Regions from separate parts of the Homo sapiens genome. Here region 2 is linked to region 1. The links are chromatin contacts, found by Hi-C in ENCODE. All regions are on one chromosome and are shown on one strand. The core of a region is the stretch at or near the end of the contact, and the rest is flanking DNA. Distances in the headings are between cores, read along the strand shown. Region 1 overlaps ADGRD1 (adhesion G protein-coupled receptor D1). Region 2 has its middle 57 kb from the start of LINC01257.

Region 1 (5,498 bases), core at 2,473-4,972:
ATCACAGACAAGAGTCATAGGTGATTCCCTGAGGTCACATCAGGGGGCAGAGCCCAGCCTTGAGCCAAATCCCGAATGTTGGGGTTGTGCCCATGCTCTGGAGCATCAGCTGCCTGGGAGCAGAGCCTCCTCCTCTGGATCCTCTATAGGCTGAGAACTAAAGCCCAGTGTGACTTCCTTCTTGGCATGGCCAGAGAGAGGGGGAGTTACACTTTCAGCTGAAAACTGTGTTTTTGTGTGTTGTGTGTTTGTGGTAGAGGAAGGAAGGGAAGGGCCCAGTCCAGCGAGTAAAAAACCTGGGACAGAGACGACTTACGGTCTCGATCCGTCACCGTTCCCTCTCAGTGACACTGGATTTTGACAGTCTGTGGGTGTCTTCGTGGGAGCAAATCGCATCTATTCATTGCCAGAAAAGGTTGATTTGAAAATGGTTTAAAATTATCTGTGCTAAAAATGAACATTCTCATCAACATTAAAAAAAGTTAAGGCTGATATCATAAGTAGAAACCAAATTTGCAGCATACTCAGAGAATTAATAAAAATAGCACCAGTGACCTTATTTCTGTGACCTGGAGTCATGTCTTCCACGGGGCCCTGGGCTCGCACTGCTGGTCTTTGGGTTCCTGGTGCAGGCTTTCTGCTCAGGAGCTCACATCCTCATCGTGTCCCTTCTCTCTCCGAGGTTTTCCCCTGGCTTTTCTCCATATCCAGCCTCCTCCTTGGCGGTTGTTTCGGGAAGCCCTCTTCCTCCTAAGTGGGCAGTGTCCTTTTTGTGGAAAGCCTATCAGACAACAGAGTTCACCTGAGTGAACTGGACCTAGCTGGGGTGGGCTCCAGGGCTGCTGTCCAGGGGAGGGAGACCCCAAAACGACACTCTGTCTTTGCATGCTGCTGTCAACATGGTGATTAGGGCCCAGGCCCTGAGGAGCCATGTCAAGGCATCTGCTGATGGACACTGCGATGGCTTCCAGCATCTGGCGACTTCCAGTGGTTCCGGAGTGCATGACCCTGCACATGCTTCTTTAGAATAAATTCCTGGCAGGTGAATCTGTGGGCAAAGGGCACAGGCATTTTGATTTTGAAAGACATTGCCGCATTGCACTCTGGGAACCGTGTACCAATTTATTGCTCCTCCAGCCAGGGTCAAGAATGGGTAGCTTTGCTTTACATGTGAGTCACAGAAACATGGCGTCATCTCTGGGTGCTTCTAACTTCTCCTGCTGAGTGCAGTTCAAGCAGGGGAACGAACCCCTGGGCTGTCCAGTAGATCTGCATCCAGACCCACCCTTCACCACCCCAACTGCTCCACTCCCCAGGCCTGATTTCTGCCCCTTTGAAATTAGCAACCCCAGATCCAGTAAGAACCCAGAGAAGGCAAGTTTTTCTTTTAATTGGATAAAATTATCCTAGAAAAGTAGGCCATTGGAACAGATAGAGAATTCATCCAGAACAGACCCTGTAACTTCTCAGTACACCCATGAGAATCTATGTCAGAGAATTAAAAGAATCAGCAAGTAAGATGACATAAAAAAGTATAAAATCAGAATATTGACATTATTTATAGTAGAAATAACAGAAGCATGAATAAACATAACACTAATGATTGTGTAAATTCTAATACATCCACGCTAAGGGAGATTATTCATCTCTATACTAAAAGAGGAATGATGAAGTCACGAAACGCGGTGTAACTGTGAAAGAATGGGGTTGTCACCATGCCAGTGCGTTTGCAGGGATTTCCAAGGTAACATTGTGTGAAAAGGACAAGACGTAGACTAGAGTGATACATATCCCATTTTTGTAAAGCCACGCCAAAATCCCCTATGCGTGGGTGTGTTTCTGTATATGTGTTTAAATATGCAACATTTGTATCTTGGTATGTGATTATCAGAAAGGCACGGGCAGTGCATTCAAGGTTGTTAGTGGGCCGGGGCGAGGAGGGGGCCACAGAGGTGAGGCAGTGGCAGGAGCTGGGGAGAGAAAGGACTGTAAACACCAGCCTGTGGGCTCTGACCCAGGTGTGTATTTGTGTGGAATTGTGTGATATGATCAAATGAGTAAAGTCAGCCTGCTGGCAGAGGTGTTTCTGAGGCCTGCTACCCAGGGGTGGTGTTTCATGTTCACTGCGCCTTCCTGATGTCCGGGTGCTGAGACACGCCCATGCCTGTGTTTGCTGTATGAATGAGGGTATGGAGGAGTGAGTCTGTTCCACAAGAGGAGAGGAACTTAGGGAAAGAGATGTGTTCTCCTTGGAGGCCAGAATGCCACATGCGTGCTGGTTTAGTCGGTGGATCCCAGTCATGCTGGCACAACTGGTCTGTACTGCCGCAGGTAGGTGGGAGCTCAACTTTCTGTCCTCCCTAAGGACTGGCTGGCAGGGTGCGAGGGAGTGAGGACCTGAGGTTAACACAGGGGTGGATGCAGGTGTGGGCTGGCTCAGCCAGGGACCGAGAGGAGGGCTCAGGCGTGCACTACTCAGCGTTTCTTGCTGAAGCCACACACCCAATGAAGGTGCTGGGCATGGGGACTGGTGCCGTGGAAGGCATTTGGGCCTGGCCTTAGGGAAAATTCAGCTGCACCTACTCCTGGCGCTTGTGTTCCCCGCTCAGGGTGTGCAGGCCAGGGAGGTGGTCTGGTTGTCTAAGGTGGGAGAGCCCCCGATATTGATAGACAGTCCTGCCAAGGCTGCACCCAGTGGGAAGGGCAGTGGTCGAGGAGCGTGTGGGAGGTTGGGAGGAGTCCCAGGGCCCGCCACGGTGCGCTCTTTCTTCCTGCAGGTGGCCACTTCCTCCCAGGCGGCCACTTCCCAGGCTTCAGGCATGGGAAGCGTCCCAGGCATGGGCACCTGCCTTGGGGTGGCTCTGACCTGGGGGGTGCAGGAGCCCTGTGCCAGTACAGGAGCACCTGGGAATGCCAGTCCCCGAGCACCCGCTCCTGGGGCCTGGTGGTCACAGGGAAAAAGCATTTCAATAGGACGGTCATGAACCGTGGTCTGAAGGCTGACTCTGGCCAGTGACTGGGCTTCTCCTAGCCCACAGAGGCTTAAATTTTTAAAAATTGGTTGTCAGTATTCCAAAACACAGACATTTTATCTAAAATTTGGGATTTCTTTTTTTTTTTTTTTAAATAAAACAAGAAGAGGAAGATGTGGCCACGCTGGGCTTCCCCCTCTGGCTGGAAACGATGCTGGAGGCGAGTGGCTACCACCCCTGCACTCAGGGCGAGGTCCCCAGGGCCCCCCGGTCCCCATGGCCTCCCCGTACCACAAGCAGCTGCCCCTCCTCATCACGTTCGCATCGCTCTTCTGCTTTTAGGAGACAGTGAAATGCTTCCTGCTCTTGTCTTGGTGGGAAAGTGACATATGCACTGAGAAGGACTTGGGTTAGAACTGTGGGAGGGAGGATGCTTGTTTTGGCAGCACAGTCCCACCTGGTGGTTATGTCTGCAGGCCCCCACTGGCCTCCTGAGCTGATGCCCTGCCTCTCAGGAGGCATTTGAGGTTGTAGTTTCTGAGTCAGAGGAGTCCGTGTCCTGAAACCAACTGCAGGCTTTTCTGGGCATTTCTAAATCTAGCTATGGGTGGGAAAGGAAGGGCACCGTGGGGGCACACCACGCCTTCCTGAGGCAGGAACGGCAGTGCAGCCTCCGCCCAGACCCATGGTTCTAGGCCCCGTGCCCCGCGGTTACCCAGCCAGGTGCAGCCTTGAGCCTCTCAGATGGGCCCTGGCTCCAGGGAAGGGCACAGGGCGGGCAGTGGCAGGGGCCTGAATTACACGGTGTTGCTGGGAGCTGTGAGAACCACTCTGAGCTGTATTTGCGGTCCCGAGGGTGTGTCACAGGCGGGACTGTGCCAACTGCAGTGCCGGCAGCCGCAGCATGTACAGCTCAAGTCAGAAACAGGCTCCCTCCACGGGGTCTCTGTGTGAATGTTAGCCAGACCACCTCCCAATAACACCTCCTGCATGCAGCTGGGGTTAGTAGTGGCCCCTCTGCCTCCCAGCCAGCTGGACACACAGGTCCCTCCCAGTGATGTGCCAGGTGGCCTTGGGCAGGTGCCTGCTCTGAGCCTCAGTTTCCCCGCTGTGACATGGGTGGGACCCTTTCCTTGTGGAGCTGTGGTGGTGATGAGGAGGCAGAAGTAAGCACAGCTCAGGCCCAAGCACCCAGCCTCAGCAGCACCCAGCCTCAGCACCCAGCCCTGAGCACCCAGCCTCAGCACCCAGCCCTGAGCACCCAGCCTCAGCACCCAGCGTCAGCACCCAGCCTCAGTCCCCAGCCTCAGCACCCAGCCTCGGCACCCAGCCCTGAGCACCCAGTCTCAGCACCCAGCCCTGAGCACCCAGCCTCGGTACCCAGCCCTGAGCACCCAGTCTCAGTACACAGCCTCAGTACCCAGCCTCAGCACCCAGCCCCAAACACTGCCTGACAGAGTGAAGTCACAGTGAGCCATGAGTATGAGGTCCCTAGGGATGTCCTGGCCCTGAGGACCCCTGAGAGTGGAGTGGGAGTGGGGTGGGGTGGAGCAGGCCTGGCTACTGCACCTGGGACTGCAGCCATCCCAGCATTGACCCGTTCATGGCCACAAGTCTCCTTCCATTCACTCTTCATAAGGAAGGTTCAGTCCTGTGGCTGTGGGCACCGGGGCAGGACGGTCTATTGCCCTGTTGATGGGGGTGGGGGTAACTGTGGAGGCTGGAGGGGCTCCAAGGAGAGGCCCCTCCACCCATCCCTGGACCCCTCTAATCCTGGAGGCAGAAGAGGGTCCTGCCTTGCCCAGGAGTAACAAGGAAGTTGGTTTGTTCAGCAGCGCCCCCCCGACTCCCCAAGCAATACTGTGGTTCACCAGTGTCTTCTGGCTGAGTGGGGAGGGCATGCATCCTCAGTACCATCCTCTTAGAGACCCAGAAAATTGTCACCATCCCTTCTGATTTCCCAGCCTGTGCAGTTCTTCCAGAAGGAGAGGGTGGTGGGCAAAGCCTGCTGGGTCCTTCTGCATGGGCTCCTTACCATTCCACCAGCAAGCCCTCCAGGTGCACGGGTGCACGCTGTTCCCGCCCCGCCTTACAGATGAGTTTTCCTGAGCCCTGTCCTGGGCTGCTGAGAGCTGGGCTGGGGATGGGAGCTGGGAGCTCACCCGGGGGAGGCGCAGGGGCATGCGTCCTTCCACCCCCTCCCGTCTCCTGCCCTACCCACCCCTTCCCATGCCCCTCCAGTCTCCCTCGAGACGCCCCCTCTCAGCCCCCAGGGCCCTCCCCTGTACCCTGTGGCCTGTGCCTCTCTGAGTGGAGAGCTGAGTGAGCCCTGGGAACAGGGCTGACACCTGCCACCCCCATCTCTCCCTTCAGTCCCCCCGACTCTCAGGCTGCTGGCCACCTGGGACATTGGGAAATGGGCCTAAGAGGTAAAAACCTGCACTTCGAGGTGGAGCAGCAGCCAGTTGCTGCCGGGACTCAGCTTTGCTGTCAGCTCAGCCCCAGCCCTGCCTGGGCACCTTGCAG
Region 2 (5,645 bases), core at 2,285-4,784, 130 kb after region 1:
CCAGGCAGCGGGGGGGCTGTCTGGCATTGGTAATTAGTGAACCTGCTTCTCCACTGGGAGGAGTGGCCGCCCCGAGGTGAGGGCAGATCTGTGTTGAAAACTGGAATTCCGAAATGACAGTTAAATCTGAAAGGGAGACCAGGGGATGCCCAGACCTGGGAGGAAACTGCATTTCACCCCGTCAGGCCCTGTCCTTGGCCTCCGCAGCCCAGGACAAATGCTTCAGGGCAGCTTAACAGCATTAAAGCCCCCGGGCCCCACACAGGGAGAAAGAGGAAGACCACAGGCCGCCCCAGGAGCTTGTGGCCTGTGGGGCCCAGGTGGGAGCAGGAAGAAAGCTGCACCCCTCCCAGGTGGAAGAACCAGGTGAAACCAAGGGGAGAGGCCTCTCTCCTCACGGGCCCCAAACCATGTGGCCTCAGACACGTCCTGCCCTCTGTCCCCACATCCTCCTCTGTCTTGCGAGGCTGCCACAGGGCCATGGTTTAGAACAGCCGGTGACCACGGGGAGCCCCACCCCAGCCAGCCCCCTTGGCCCCACTGGGCTCCGACTTCCTTGGGAGGCTGAGGGTGACTCGATGGGAGGCAGGAGAGCACAGGGGGAATTCACTGCAGATTTAGGTGCAGGGCCTGGGGCCACCCAGAGAGTGACCACAGCCACAGCCTTGGGGCTGGGGGGCAAGGAGGGGGCATATAGGGCCCTGCCCAGGTCAGTGGGAGGCAGTGATGCAGAGGGCTGTCCCGGGGACTCTGGGCCATGGAGGATGCAGCAGGAAACCTCAGGGCATGGGGCCCACCCTGTGCCCCCTCCTTCTTTCCTCCTGCTCCTGCCTGTGCCCTTTGTTGGCCAAACCCAGGCAGGAGCTAGTGGACTCGGAGCCCGGACCCCGAGGGTCAGCCTGCTGGACACAGCCAGGGAGGCTGAGGGGCCTCCGAGCAGAGCCTGGGGTGGTGGCCTCTCCACCCACCAAGACCTGGCTTCCCGGGCTGTCCCAGTGCCCTCAGGTCCTGGTCCCACCAGCCTCAGTCCCACCATAGCCTAAGATGGGCCCAGTGCCGCCTGGGAGTCAGTGACCTGGGGAAACTCAGCTACTGTGAACCTTAAGAGGGGCTCCTGGGCGTGGCTTCTGTAGGCACAGGGGGTGTTTGGCAGAGTGGAGGGGACTCTTTGAGCAGTGAACGTTCCCCTGACCACCCGGGCCGAGAAGGTTGAGCTTGGCTCAAAGAGCATCACTTGGGGACAGTGACCCACACCTGTTGGTTTGTTCTTTCATTTATTCATTCATTCCCTCACGAATTGTGTGTCACTGAGGCTACCAAGAGGAATCAGGCACAGGTGACCTCATGGGGGACTGAACACAAGTGTGGCCAGTTCAGAGCAGGAATCAAAATCACACAGGCCCCACCCCACTCCCCTCTCACTCCTGTGCTCCCTGCGACAGGTTCCTTAATGTCTCTGTTTCTTCCTCCATAAAATGAGGGCAGCAGCCAGCTCACCTCCTGGGGTGCTGGGCTGAGTGAGTCCTGCCTGGAAGGTGCTCAGAGCAGGGCCTGGCCCAAGAGGCCCCTCAGCTCACAGCGGCCCTCACTGTGGAGCCGTGGCGCGGGTAATTGATTTTCTGGTTCTGCTGACGTGAGACTCTGCACCTGTGAGGTGGTGGCTGCCCAGTGCTGTTCAGGGAGCCTGGGCTCTGACTGGCTATTCCATGATTCAGCAACTTTGGATTCTCACCATATCCACATGTGAGTTATAGGAATTCCAAGATATGCATTTTGCAAGACAAAATGAGAGAAATAGTTCAAATCGAATATGCCCAGTTAGATTTAACACATACGCCATTTATTATCCGCTGTTCATTTCAGTCTGTGTTCTGCATCCTGAATATGTTTGCGTCTGTTCTGTATATATTTTGCAGAACCATTGGGCACTGTGTTTTGGGGTGATTTCTAAGGGCGATTTTGACCAAGCAGTTTGCCCTCTGTGCCGGCGTTAGGACAGAGTCCACATATGGTGTGTGGGTCTGCCCCATAAACAAGGGATCCGTTCCTATCTCAGGATGAACATAGAGGTGTGAAGTGAGAATTCTGGCAGTGCCCTCCCTCCCTCCCTCCAGGGTGGCAGGATCGCTGCCGCATCTCAGTCCCCACTGCGTTCTGTGCAGGCTTCTCTGTTCCTTTCTAAGAGTTGTGGCTGAATTCAGCCCTGCCATGCGATGGGATCACATCTGGCACCTGCACAGGCAGGGCCCTTGCTGTTGGCCCAGCGATCAGGGACGGTGGCCTGGCCCAGGGCAGGGGCAGGGACCTGGGAGAATGGCCCAGGGCAGCTTGGGTCTGGGGAAGAGCCAGGGGCCTGGTGGACAGCCAGGTAGGGCCGGATGGGGTTGGCAGTGACTCCTGGGCCATGGTTCTCCCTCCTGGTACCCTAGGGACGCCCCCCTTCCCCACTATGTGCTGAGTGTCGCAGAGGCTTTTGGCCTGCAGCCCCCCTTTTCCTACAGCCTCAGCTTTTCAAGAGAGAAGTGCTGGCTCCCTTGGCTCAGCACACAGTCCCCTGCGCGGCTGGCACAGAGCTGTGCCATCTCCAGTGTGGACAGACCTGCAGGTGGCCCCAGATCAGGCTCCTAAGCACTTGCTGGAGCCCGGAAGCAGAGCCCTCCTTCTATTATTTTCTTAGGACAGGCGCTCTCTGTGGGGCCAGTGCACCCTCCTGCAGGAAGCCCTCCAGGGTGAGATGGAGATGCTGAGACCACCTGGCCACACCCAGATTCCTCTCTAGGCCACTACCCCTCCACAGTCAATTAATGAGCACCTACCGTGTGTGAGGCAGGGCTGGGCAGTCTGAGCACAGGGTCCTGTGTCAGGGACAGAGTTGAACTGGACACCAACCAGTCCTGCAGTGCCGAGTGGGTGCAGGAGGGGCCGAGGCCTGGGGGACGTGGGTGGGGACACGCCCCCTGGGGAGGGGCTGGGCAGAGAGGGGCAGGGTGAGCAGGACCCGCCAGGACATAGAGGGAGCCTCGCTGGCAGAGGGCAGAGGGGTCAGGGCCCATGGGGAGGCCACGGTGTCCTGGGATTAATGAGGTTCAGCAGGGCTGGGGGAAGGTGGAGGGAGATGGATCCCAGGCTCAAGGGTCAGTCCCCTGAGGACTGAACTCTGACCTTTTCATCTCTTGCCCAGATTCCTTTCAAAGAGTCCTGGGGAGTCACACCCTACAAACCATAAAATCTCATGAAATGGGCTTTTCTATTAACCTGGTATAATGGGGCTCACCTTCCAGCCTGACTGTGGTACGGCTCAGGTGACAGACAGCAGACCCGTTCTCTTAACCCCAGCACCCCTTCTCCTGACTCCAAGACTTTAGACAAAGCTTGGCTCTCTCAGCCAGCTGTGAGCTAAAAAGATCCCGGAAACCCACCGGTGACTGGTAAGCCCCGGCCTCCCGTGGTCCCGCCTTTGCGGGCTGAGCCGACGTATCCCTTCCCTGCATGGATTCGTGATTGTGTCTGCAGGCCCTGTCTCTCTGCAATGCATGAAATCAGCCGTAACCAGCCCCTGGGGCACTCTCAGGAACTGCCCAGGCTGTGTTTCCTGGGCTGCGGGCACGCATACTGGCTCAGAATAACCTCTTTCAATATCTTGGTAGAATTTCGTTTTTCTATTGTCAGCCTGCCAAGCCCTGTCTGCCTCAGTGCTGAATGTGAGTGTGTGAGTGCATGTGAGTGTAAGTACATAAATGGGTGTGTGAGTGTGTGTGCGTTCTGTAAGATGTGAGTATGTGTGCATGAGTGTGTGCGTGTGCATGTGTGTGTGCGTGTGCATGAGCATGTGTGTTTTAGTATGTGAGTGTGTGTGTGTATCCTGCCGACTCAGCCACACCACCCCTGCTCTGCCCTGTAGAGATAGCCTGAGGCTCCTGGGCAGAAGATGGCCAGGTTCTGACAACAGGAGTGGGTAGGAACCCGACGTGGGAGGAGCCTGAGAGGAGGGCACTCCCCAGCCCCCAGCTCCCACCGCAGTGCCTCCATGTGGTCCCAACCCTGGTGGCGCCTCTGCCCTACTGTCTGTCCCCAGCCAAGATGGACCTTGCTGGGTGGGAGGTGGGTGTCTCCCTGGTCCAGCAGTTGAGGGGACTCCTGAGCCCTGCCCACTTTCCCTCCCCTTGCCCCAGCCTGGGGGAGGTTACCGCGCTTCCCTGAGCCCCCGGCTCATGAGGCCTCTCCTCCCTGCTCCTCCTCCCTGCGCCCTTCAGCCTGCATCCTCCTCCCTGCCTATCTTCCCTGCTCCTCTCTGACCCCTCCTCCCTGCATCCTCCAACCTTGGCCCTCTTCCTTGTCCCCTCTTTCCAGGCCCCCTACCAGTCCTCGCCCCGGCTCTGTGTTTCCCGCTCTCCTGTGGGGTGGCGGGGCCAGGCCTCCCTTCTGGCTGCATTCTGTGGTTCGGGCTGGGGCTAACGCACAGCCACAGAGGGGATTTTCGGGGAGCAAGTGACCATTCAGTGAACGTAGCAAAAGGTGACTCTGGCCCCCTGCAGAGAATGGCCCGGTGGCGGTGAGAGGCAGCAGGGCTGGGGGACTGCGGTTCTCCTGGGAAGAGGTGGCGGTGGTGGTGGCGGTGGCGGTGGCAGTGGGGACGGATAAACGTGGACGCAGCCATGAAAGTTAGAAAATAAACCCAGAGCCCTAGGAGGGGCGCTCCACGAGGCCCGTTGTACAGAAGGAGAAACCGACGCCAGAAAGGCACGTGGCTCCCTCGGCCACCGCCAGCCCTGGTGCCTGGAGAAGGGAAGTGGCCTCCGGTCCAGGGACCTCAAATACGCGGACCAGAAGTCTCCTCTCAAGGCCGCGTCTACCGATGGCCGCCCCGTTATCCTGGCTCTAGAAAATCTTCCTGACTGAGGCAACATTGAAATAACATGAGAAATGCGGTACGAAGTTGCTGGCACCGCTGGCCTGGCTTCAATGCCTTCATTATTCTCAGTTTGCACAGCGGGGTCCTCGTGCACAGAGTGTCACTGTCTTGGTACTCAGGGGAGCTCCCGGTGGGGAGACTGGGCAGGCTGGATGTGGGCGGCAGGGGAGCTATGGGGGACCCCATCCCTACAGGCTCCTCCCCACAGACCAAGTGCGCTGCCTTCCTCAGGTGCTGACACAGGTGCGCAGACACAGGACAGCTGGGGAAGGGGGATAGACAGAGCACAGCTGTCCCGGGCCCAGAGCCAGTGCAGGCCGCCCACCACCCGATGGAGTCAGGGTTTGGATTAGAGAAGGGGCCTTGCTCAGGTTCAGGCCTGAGCAGAACCAGGGGTTTCCAAAGCGCTGGGCTTGACTCCAACAGATTAAAGCTCATTACACCCACCTTGGGATCATTCCTGCCCTCTGCAGGTGTGCTGTGCTGAAGCAGTGGGGCCAGGTGTGAAACAGGAGGCATGGCCAGGTTGGAGGGGCGGGGTCAAACCACAGGGGCGGGGCCACGGTGGGGGTGTGGTCAGGGTGTGGTCAAGCTGTAGGGGAGGGGCGGGCTCGATCTGCGGGAACGAGAGGTGTGGTCAAGGTGTGGTCAAGTCATGGGGGGTGGGGCCAGGATGGAGGGGTGGGGTCAAGCCACAGGGGCTGGTCAGGGTGGAGAGGTGTGGTTACACCGT

Evidence for each region. Hi-C counts contacts between places; a loop is a spot of excess contacts on that map. Pooled maps may share reads with other maps.
Region 2: a loop to region 1 is called in a map with no recorded cell type, with 5 times the contacts of the local background. The contact joins two enhancer-like sites. A Hi-C loop is called at or near these places in 9 of 37 single-sample maps with no recorded cell type and 4 of 50 pooled maps.

What each region holds. Positions count from the first base shown.
Region 1 is chr12:131,089,774-131,095,271 of GRCh38, forward strand. The region is part of intron 15 of ADGRD1 (adhesion G protein-coupled receptor D1); the gene reads left to right. Among named protein-coding and RNA genes, the nearest start is that of LINC01257, 72 kb to the right of the region's middle. RefSeq lists enhancers at 1,606-1,705, 2,166-2,325. Within about 2 kb of position 3,723, at least 3 of the 41 ENCODE cell types and tissues checked have a DNase peak (open chromatin) inside an H3K27ac peak, as active enhancers do.
Region 2 is chr12:131,218,902-131,224,546 of GRCh38, forward strand. No RefSeq gene overlaps it. Among named protein-coding and RNA genes, the nearest start is that of LINC01257, 57 kb to the left of the region's middle. RefSeq lists enhancers at 3,278-3,357, 3,578-3,677 and a silencer at 3,872-4,043. Within about 2 kb of position 3,535, at least 2 of the 41 ENCODE cell types and tissues checked have a DNase peak (open chromatin) inside an H3K27ac peak, as active enhancers do.